Regions from separate parts of the Homo sapiens genome. Here region 1 is linked to region 2. Evidence: read pairs that join two places in POLR2A ChIA-PET (ENCODE). Cell type or tissue: GM12878. All regions are shown on one strand.

Evidence for each region. ChIA-PET counts read pairs that join two places held together with the same protein. Peaks named below come from ENCODE experiments on the same cell type or tissue, not always from the same donor. Only the 100,000 strongest peaks of a DNase experiment are listed, where the experiment ranks them.
Region 1: POLR2A ChIA-PET joins it to region 2 with 9 read pairs; 1 of 35 experiments calls an interaction of 5 or more read pairs at or near these places.

Annotation. Positions count from the first base shown.
Region 1 is chr4:105,441,437-105,445,436 of GRCh38, reverse strand. All of the region lies in intron 5 of PPA2 (inorganic pyrophosphatase 2), which reads left to right. Among named protein-coding and RNA genes, the nearest start is that of PPA2, 31 kb to the left of the region's middle. In GM12878, no CTCF peak of the experiment used is centred here; a DNase peak (open chromatin) is centred at 1,679.
Region 2 is chr4:104,391,381-104,395,380 of GRCh38, reverse strand. It overlaps LOC105377350 (a long non-coding RNA gene), which reads left to right and starts at 970. Exons shown (of 3, transcript XR_939033.3): 1 at 970-1,123. In GM12878, no CTCF peak of the experiment used is centred here; a DNase peak (open chromatin) is centred at 6.

The sequences.
Region 1 (4,000 bases), 1.1 Mb before region 2:
TGGATACATTCTTGGTTAAAATGGGCACTTCTAAAGTGATATGCTAAGAATGAGAATGCCTGTGGAAACCATGAAAGCAGGTTTTCTAACTCTCCAGGTACTTAAATAGGTATGCTGTTTGACCCAACAGCAAAAGGTTGAAAAAGTTCTGTAAAGCTTAGGGGATGCAGCCTGTAGGAAATGTGTGGATGAGGGTAATGCTGAAGAAGCCAATGAATTAGAGACAGACAAAAACAGAGACGTAAGTAGAGGAGCTAGAGAATAAACTAAGGTGCATGTATTTATTTCTTTAAACATTTATTAAGGATTTATGTGCTAGGCAGGATATTAGGTGTTGGGTATATAAAGACAGATGGGATATAGATGTGACATCAAGGCCTCATAATAAGTGACTGGAAAATGTGGGTTTGGGAGTGAGATTGTCACTTTCTAGTAATGTGACCTTGGGCCTTGGGAAAGATACTTTTCCTCATTTTCTTCATCTGTAAAATGGAGAACATAAAATATCTACTTCTTATCTTTGTGTTGAGATTAAATGAGTTACTGCATTTGAATAGTGTGTAACATGTAGTAATCAATTATTGTTATAATTAAGACTGGTACTTTTATTATCGTATGGTTCTTTCCCTAAAGTTGTTTTTAGTCTGATTGGGGCAATCAAGAACTAAACTGCTGGTTATGATGTGGTATAATAGGCACTACTAATTCATCTACTAATTTAAAATTATGAAAAAAATAAAAAAGCAAACCTATTGACAGGAAAGAGAGAAGGGGAGGAACGGAGGTAAAAACAAAAGAAGCTTCTGTAGTTTTCCATTTAAAGTCCTGCCAAACTTCTGTGCTCCTCTGGATGTGTCTGGATTTCCAGATGTTCTGCAGTGGTATTAATCTGGCAGGTACGGTAGTTCTTCTACTAATAAAACAGAATTAGACTGTGGTAGTCCCTTAATTCATTATTCACCCTGCATTCACCATTGCCTACCTAAGTTTCATACTCCATCCAATATCCAAATTGATATTTTTAAAACACAAATTTGCAGATGCTTTTCTTGTACAAGAACACCTTAATGGTCTCCTGTTGCTTAAAAGATAAAATACAAAATTCTTAACATTGCTACTCAACCCTGTGTGATCTGGCCTCCGCTTACTTCTCTATCCTCATTTTGCAGCATTCCCCCTTTCTCACGTCTATCCACCACAAAGTCTTCTTCAGTGTTTCTAACTTACCTCATTGTGTCCTCACCAGGCCTTCACCAAACTGTTCATTCATTCAGTACATATTTATTAAAGGCCTGTATATTTGCAAGGTGTTCTTGTAAGTACTGCAGGTAAAGCAGTGATAAAAAGTGACAGATATTTCTCTGGAGCTTTTATTTTAGTCAGATAAACAGACAATAAACAAAATAAACCCCAAGTAAAATGTCAGGTGGTGGTAAGTATGTCAAAGAAAAGTTAAGCAGGGAATGGGACTAGGGGATATTAGGATTGTTGCAATTTAGACAGGGAGACGATCTCAGTGAAAAGGTGTTATTTGAGTAAAGATCTAAAGGAAGTGAGGGAACAAGTAGTGTGGACATCTAGAGGAAGAGCAGTCCAACAAGAAACAGCAAGTATAAAGGTCCTGAGGTGGAAATAGGCCTAGCATGTGTGAGTATCAAAAAGGAAGCCAGTGTGGCTAGAATGGAAGTGAAAGAGGAAATAGACCTGCATTCTGTCTGCCATTTTCAATTAGAGATCTGTACTACTTTTTTAAACCTGACTGATCTTGGAGAGAGAGAGAGAAAAAGAGAGAGAGAGTCTGTGTGTGTGTGTGTGTGTGTGTGTGTGTGTGTGTGTGTGTGTGTGAATACACCATAAATTGCATATAAGTTAGTTATTTATCAAAGAAAATAACTAAATTGAATGATGTTTTTAAGAATGCTGAAATCATGCCAATTGCTTATGGGATAGCTTATGGAATAGCTCTACCTGATTTTTTTTTTTTTTTTTTTTCTGCTTGATGGTTGATGTTCAGACATGACCCTGTTAAAATGAAAGCCAGCCCCTGGTCCCATTTATCTTTTTAATCTCATCTCCAACTCTCCTTCTGCCTTCTGCTTCTTCACTTCCACACTGGCACTCTGGTGCTCAAAGCACACTGATGTCTCAAGCCCTCACCTTCACTGTGTCCTTTCCTGGGAACACTCCTTTCCAGGTATGCACATGGCTTCCTTAGGTTGCCTTTAACTCATCTTCTTCATAGTATCTGCCAATCATCCTTTAAAACTTTTAACCCTACTCCCATTCCCCCTCTCATACTTTATTTCCCTTTTCTATAACACCTGCCAAATTGTAACCTGCTGTATAATTTATTTATTATGTTTATTGTTAATTTCTCCCAGCTAGAATGCAGACTTCATGAGGGCAGGTATTCTGTCTCTTTTGTTCACTGATACATTCTGACTACCCAGCTTAATGCCTGCCATGGAGTAGGTGATCAATAACTGTGAAATGAATAAATTAATGCATTGTGTATGTGTGTCACATTTGTTTCATAGGCGTGTGTGGATACTTTAGCTGTTCTATGATTCGTCTTGTAACAGCAAGAAACTTGTTCAGAGCAGTTACTGAGCCAACTGTGTACTTAGAAGAACATTTAAGCAGCAGAATACTGTTTAAGTAGTAGTCTATCCACTTAGCTTGTGATTCATCAGTATACCATCATTATTCAGACCTTCAGCTGTCTAGACCGTTAGCCTGAATAGCATCTCCCGCACTCCTAATAATGCCTTCCTCAAAGTTTGAGCTTCCCTGGGCAAAAATTCATCTCGTCTTCCCACCAGTTTATTCATATTGCCCACATGTAATGGGTTATTTCAGTGTTACATCTCATTGAGTGAATATTTAGAATACCTGTCTGGAAAATATTAAAAGACTAGATTCAGTTTAAATTCAAAATTTCTTCAGTCTTAATGTAGTATTGATATGTTTATTTTGTGCTTAATTATAAATTTGGTTCATTGACCTCCCCAATCAAATATATAGTCCTACTTATTAGCTTTATAACCTGAGACAAGTGACTAAATCTCTCTAGGCCTGTTTGTTTATCTGTATGATCATACTACCTACCCTACAAGGTTATTGTGAGTATTGAATGAGTTGATCAGAGGTGTTTGGCCCCATAGTGAGTTCTTAATAATATTAACTCAATGATGATGATTGCTACTGATGTTAGCTACTAGTAGTAAAAACACTGGTAGAGGCTTTTGCTCCAAATTAAAGCTGGGAAAGCATAGGTGATGGCTCATCCCTGTAATTCCAGTTCTTTGGGAGCCCAAGACAAGAGGATCAGTTGAGGCCAGGAGTTTAAGGTTGCAGTGAGCTATGGTCACACCACTGTTCTTCAGCCTGGGTGGCAGAGTGAAACCCTCTCTTAAAAAAAAAAAAAAAAGTGATGGTAGTGGGAAAGTCAAAGGTCTTCCTTCGACTTGTGATAGGAATGCTGGTTAATCAGGAAGATATTCTTAAGAACCACCTGTATATATGGCTTTGTATGATTCAGGGATTTTTTAAGAGACCTAAGGACCAGAGTGTGGTGATTAGAAATGTATTGGCCATTACTTATAGATTGTAAGGTAATAATCACAAACACCTGCATGAAAATGAGAAGGATTTGTTTTAGGGTATAACAATAATATGTGTATTCTGATTTATTCATTTTTATAGCTTTATAATCATCTTTTCTATAATACTGTTTTCCTGTTGATAGGTTGTTTGTAGCTTTCTTGGGTCCATGCTAAAGTTTTCTGTATAGATAGTAAATATACTTATATACCTGTTAGTCAAATTTTGAGTTGTATAACTATTCTATAGATAGTATATATACTTATATACCTGTTAGTCAAATTATGAGTTGTATAACTATTTTACTTTACTAAGTATTTCCAGATTGTTATAAAAGAAGTTGTGACAATTTATACTCCTGCCAGCAGTATATAGGGTTCCAGTACCGTATATCCTT
Region 2 (4,000 bases):
TTTTAAATTGTGGTTAAGTGGCCAAAAACTGCCAAGAAACCCCACCCACATTCATTACTGTCTAAACGAAAAGGACGTGTATACAGTGATTATGAGGTTTCATATGACTCCCCCAAGCCATAGAGCAGGCTTTCCTAATTGTCAGCTGGACTGTGCAGTGCTTGTTTAAAATAATTAGAGTGCCGCAGCAGCTTCAGCAGCAAACCTCTCTTTTTTTATTTTTTTTTTAAATCTCATTGCAGGTTTTTATATCAGATACTATCAGCTTCCTCTTCATTTTAACACTATTATTCTGCCAGTCTGGAAAATGGAGAAGAGGAAAGAAAAGAATTATCCTTAATGTACACAAATAATGCAGCTCCAAAGTCAGGAAGATACAGCACCATGTGTGAGATGGATGGAAACAATTCAGCAAACAAATCTAAACTGAGGGGAAAAACGTGGTTCTCTCTTATTTTTTTTCAAGAAGGATAGCTGAAATCTTTCTTAATTACCGCTTATTCCAATGACAGAATTGTAATTTATCATTTAGTTGTAATTTGACATATGTTCACACCTTTGCCATTTCCAATTTCCTCCTTCATTCTAATTGTCTGCTTCACTCGCCTGTCATGCGCTTCTCTTGGGATTAATTCGAGCTGTCTGTCTGCACCAGGCTACCAGCACACTTGGGGCTGCCGAGAGCGTGACAGTGTCAATGTGCACACAGTTTATCTAAGACATTACCCAGCCATCACACTCCGGGATCTTCTCTTCCCTCACTGTTTACTGTTTATTCCACTTTGCATTTGTGACTTTTCTGTGTTTTATTAGACTCTAATTATGCTCTTGGCTGTCAGCTGTAAAGAGAGAAAACGTTACATTAATTACAGTGGAGGGGGAGGCGCTTGGGATTGGTAGTAAATGGACCAGTAGATGTCTCTCTCTGTCTCTAAGATCCACGCGTGATTTAAATACTCTTTTTGCTTCACTTTGGTTTGCATCCTTGATAGATGCCTGCACTCAAATGTAAAATATGCAAACATTCAAGCGAACGTAACTTTTACATGCACAACTGTATTTTTCCTCATCTCATCCAAAACTAGGAACATTGGCATAGGAAGACAGAAACCTCAGCTTTCAGGTAACCATGGGTTTTTTTTAAAATGTCAATTGTTTAATTCATGGATGTTGTCAGCACAAGCATGATGGGGAGTGGTGATGGTGAGGAGCGTATTTAGTGAGCAGTGGTAGAGTACAATTTTTGTAGAGGTAGCTGTTGTTTTGAATCATTAGAAACAGTTAATAGTCATTTTTTCCTCCTTCCTAAGGCCATCTCAGTCCATTAAACTCCAGCAATAATTTCTGCATATGGCATCAATTTTTTTTTTTGCTTTCTTCAGAAAAAAGTTCTTCTTGTTGCTTCCAGCCTACGTAAACCATAAAAATATGTTTTCTGTTCTCCTGCTACATAGATTTTCATTGTAGCTAAAACTTCCTGGTAATATGAAACAGAGGAAATATATCCTCCCCCACCCCTTTAGGCTGTTAACGTGGGTAGTAATTCATTAAATTGGTTGCATCATTCTCCCAATGGCCTGAAAGAGTGAAAGTGACTACTTTGAATATCAAATTATCCATGAAAATGGATTTATATTTTATTTTCTCCTGATAATTTCATCAGTCTTGTTTCAGGTAATTGTGGGACTGAAGCTAATCTGTGGCTTAGATTTCTTTCCTATTTTTTTGTAATCCCAGCAATTCTCCTAATTATGTTTTTTGGCTTCTGACTCAGCTTTAATTCTATATACTGTCAGATGCTGTATAACTGCCTGATCATCACTTCACATATTCTTAACTTGTGAAATACCTGTATTCTACAGATATATATTAAATCATATTCCTAAGAGTTAGAGTTTTAATGGGAAATTAATAAGGCATGAGTGAAGAAAGTAACAGTCTATAAAATATGAACAAAGTTGTGAAATATTGTCTAGGCTTTTTTTTTAACTTTCAAATAACAGACAATAAATTTCTGGCATTTACCTACACTACCTTAACTATAATATAAACATTATATATCAAGACAATATCTAAGAATATTAACATCTTGTGCTGATCAAAAGCAACTTTTTGTTAATTTCATTTTTATTCTTCTAACATTATTCTAGGGTAAATCCATTATAAAATATTATTAAAGTATAAATTAAGCTTATTGAAGTTGTGCAACTAGAATGTAACCAATTATAATCACAATCTCAGCAACTGGAATTTTCTAGTATTTAATTTTTAAGCTACATACTTTGACAGAGAAAATATAAAAGTTCAAGAGTAAAGGGAGAGAGATGAGAGAATGAAGAAGAGAGTAGAAAAGGAAATAAAGACAAGTGCAACTTAAGGACAACAAATCATCAAATTAGCTAAAATGCGGTATTAAACACGAATAGTCAAAAAGTTTTATAATATTTGAACTCTCCTAATAGGACTTATTTTTAGCACTATGCATAATTTTATGAAAATAATGTAAGACCTTGATTATTACGTACCTGTATTACTGAAACACATTTTCAACTGGCTTCTCTTCTTTCAAATGCAGAACCTCTCTAATACGTGTCGTTATGATACCCTAATGACTCTAGCTCAAATATTCTCTTCATTTTATGGGTCCCTGCCTTACCTTCTTTACTGGCTCTGAAAATCATCCATAATTGGATTTTGTTCTAAATGTGTATGTACCTATTTCCCACCACTCTATTGTAAGAACATGCCATGCTCATTATTGACAGATTGATTGGTTTATTCATTCATTCACATTTGTTGGACAGGTAATAGTAATGTATATAAAGCAGTGAGTAAGACAGAAACCATTTCTAGAGTCATGGAACGTACTTTCAGGTGACCAGTTTGTTCTTTGCTGATTCCCACACAGTAATTATGTTTGCCTCTGTGCTTTTGCTCATATTATATATTTTTTCTCTTTCCATGTATTTCTGCCAGCTCTGAAAAGCCAACATACTGTTTTTTGTTTTTTTTTTTTTTTCTCCTGAGACAGGGTCTCGCTCTGTTACCCAGGTTGGAGTGCAGTGGCGTGATCTTGGCTCACTGCAACCCTCCGCCTCCCAGGTTCAAGCGATTCTCCTGCCTCAGCCTCCCATGTAGCTGAGACTATAGGCATGCGCCACCACGCCTCGCAATTTTTTTTTTTTTTTTTTTTTTTAGTAGAGATGGGGTTTCATCATGTTGGTCAGGCTGGTCTCGAACTCCAGACCTCAAATGATCCGCCCATCTCAGCCTCCCAAAGTGCTGGGAGTACAGGTGTGAGCCACCGCACCTGGCTCCAACCTACTTTTGAAAGTACAGATTAAGTCTAATCTTTCTAATGAAGTATTTCTATCCCACACAGAACCAGAACATTCCACATTTTATTACATATTATTTTATATATTTTTAAATGTTTTTTTTTCGATTTTATTGTGTCAAAGTCTGTTTCCTTTTTATCCTTCAATGGCTAAAGCAGGATTTCTTGAGTAAGAATGTGCATCACAATAATTTGTGGAGCTTTTTAATAGTCTACTTCCAAATTGCTATACTTTACAGGTTGGGTCCCTGGGTGCATTTGTTTACAAGGTATCTTAGGGTTTAGGTCCCTGGGTGTACTTGTTTAAAAGCCATCCCAAGAAAATCTGGTGCATTCTTCTGGTTAAGAGCCACTGCCTTAACCAACATGGATACAGTGCACATTGATTAATGAATGAACTGATTGATCTGCAAATTAAACTGTATTATGTTGCCTGGACTACATAGTCCTAAGAAAGTTAAATCACTTTACCTGTGCTTCTAAATACTTCCTATAGAAACATGGTAAAAGACTTTGGAATATTCATATGAAAGATAATAACATTAGCGTAATATCCTATTTTTATTTTATTAGATGAAATTGAGAATAAATGACTCTAAACCTGTGTTTAATGAAAGAAATATTATGAAAAAATTTACTATTTTTATTTTATACAAAAGAAAT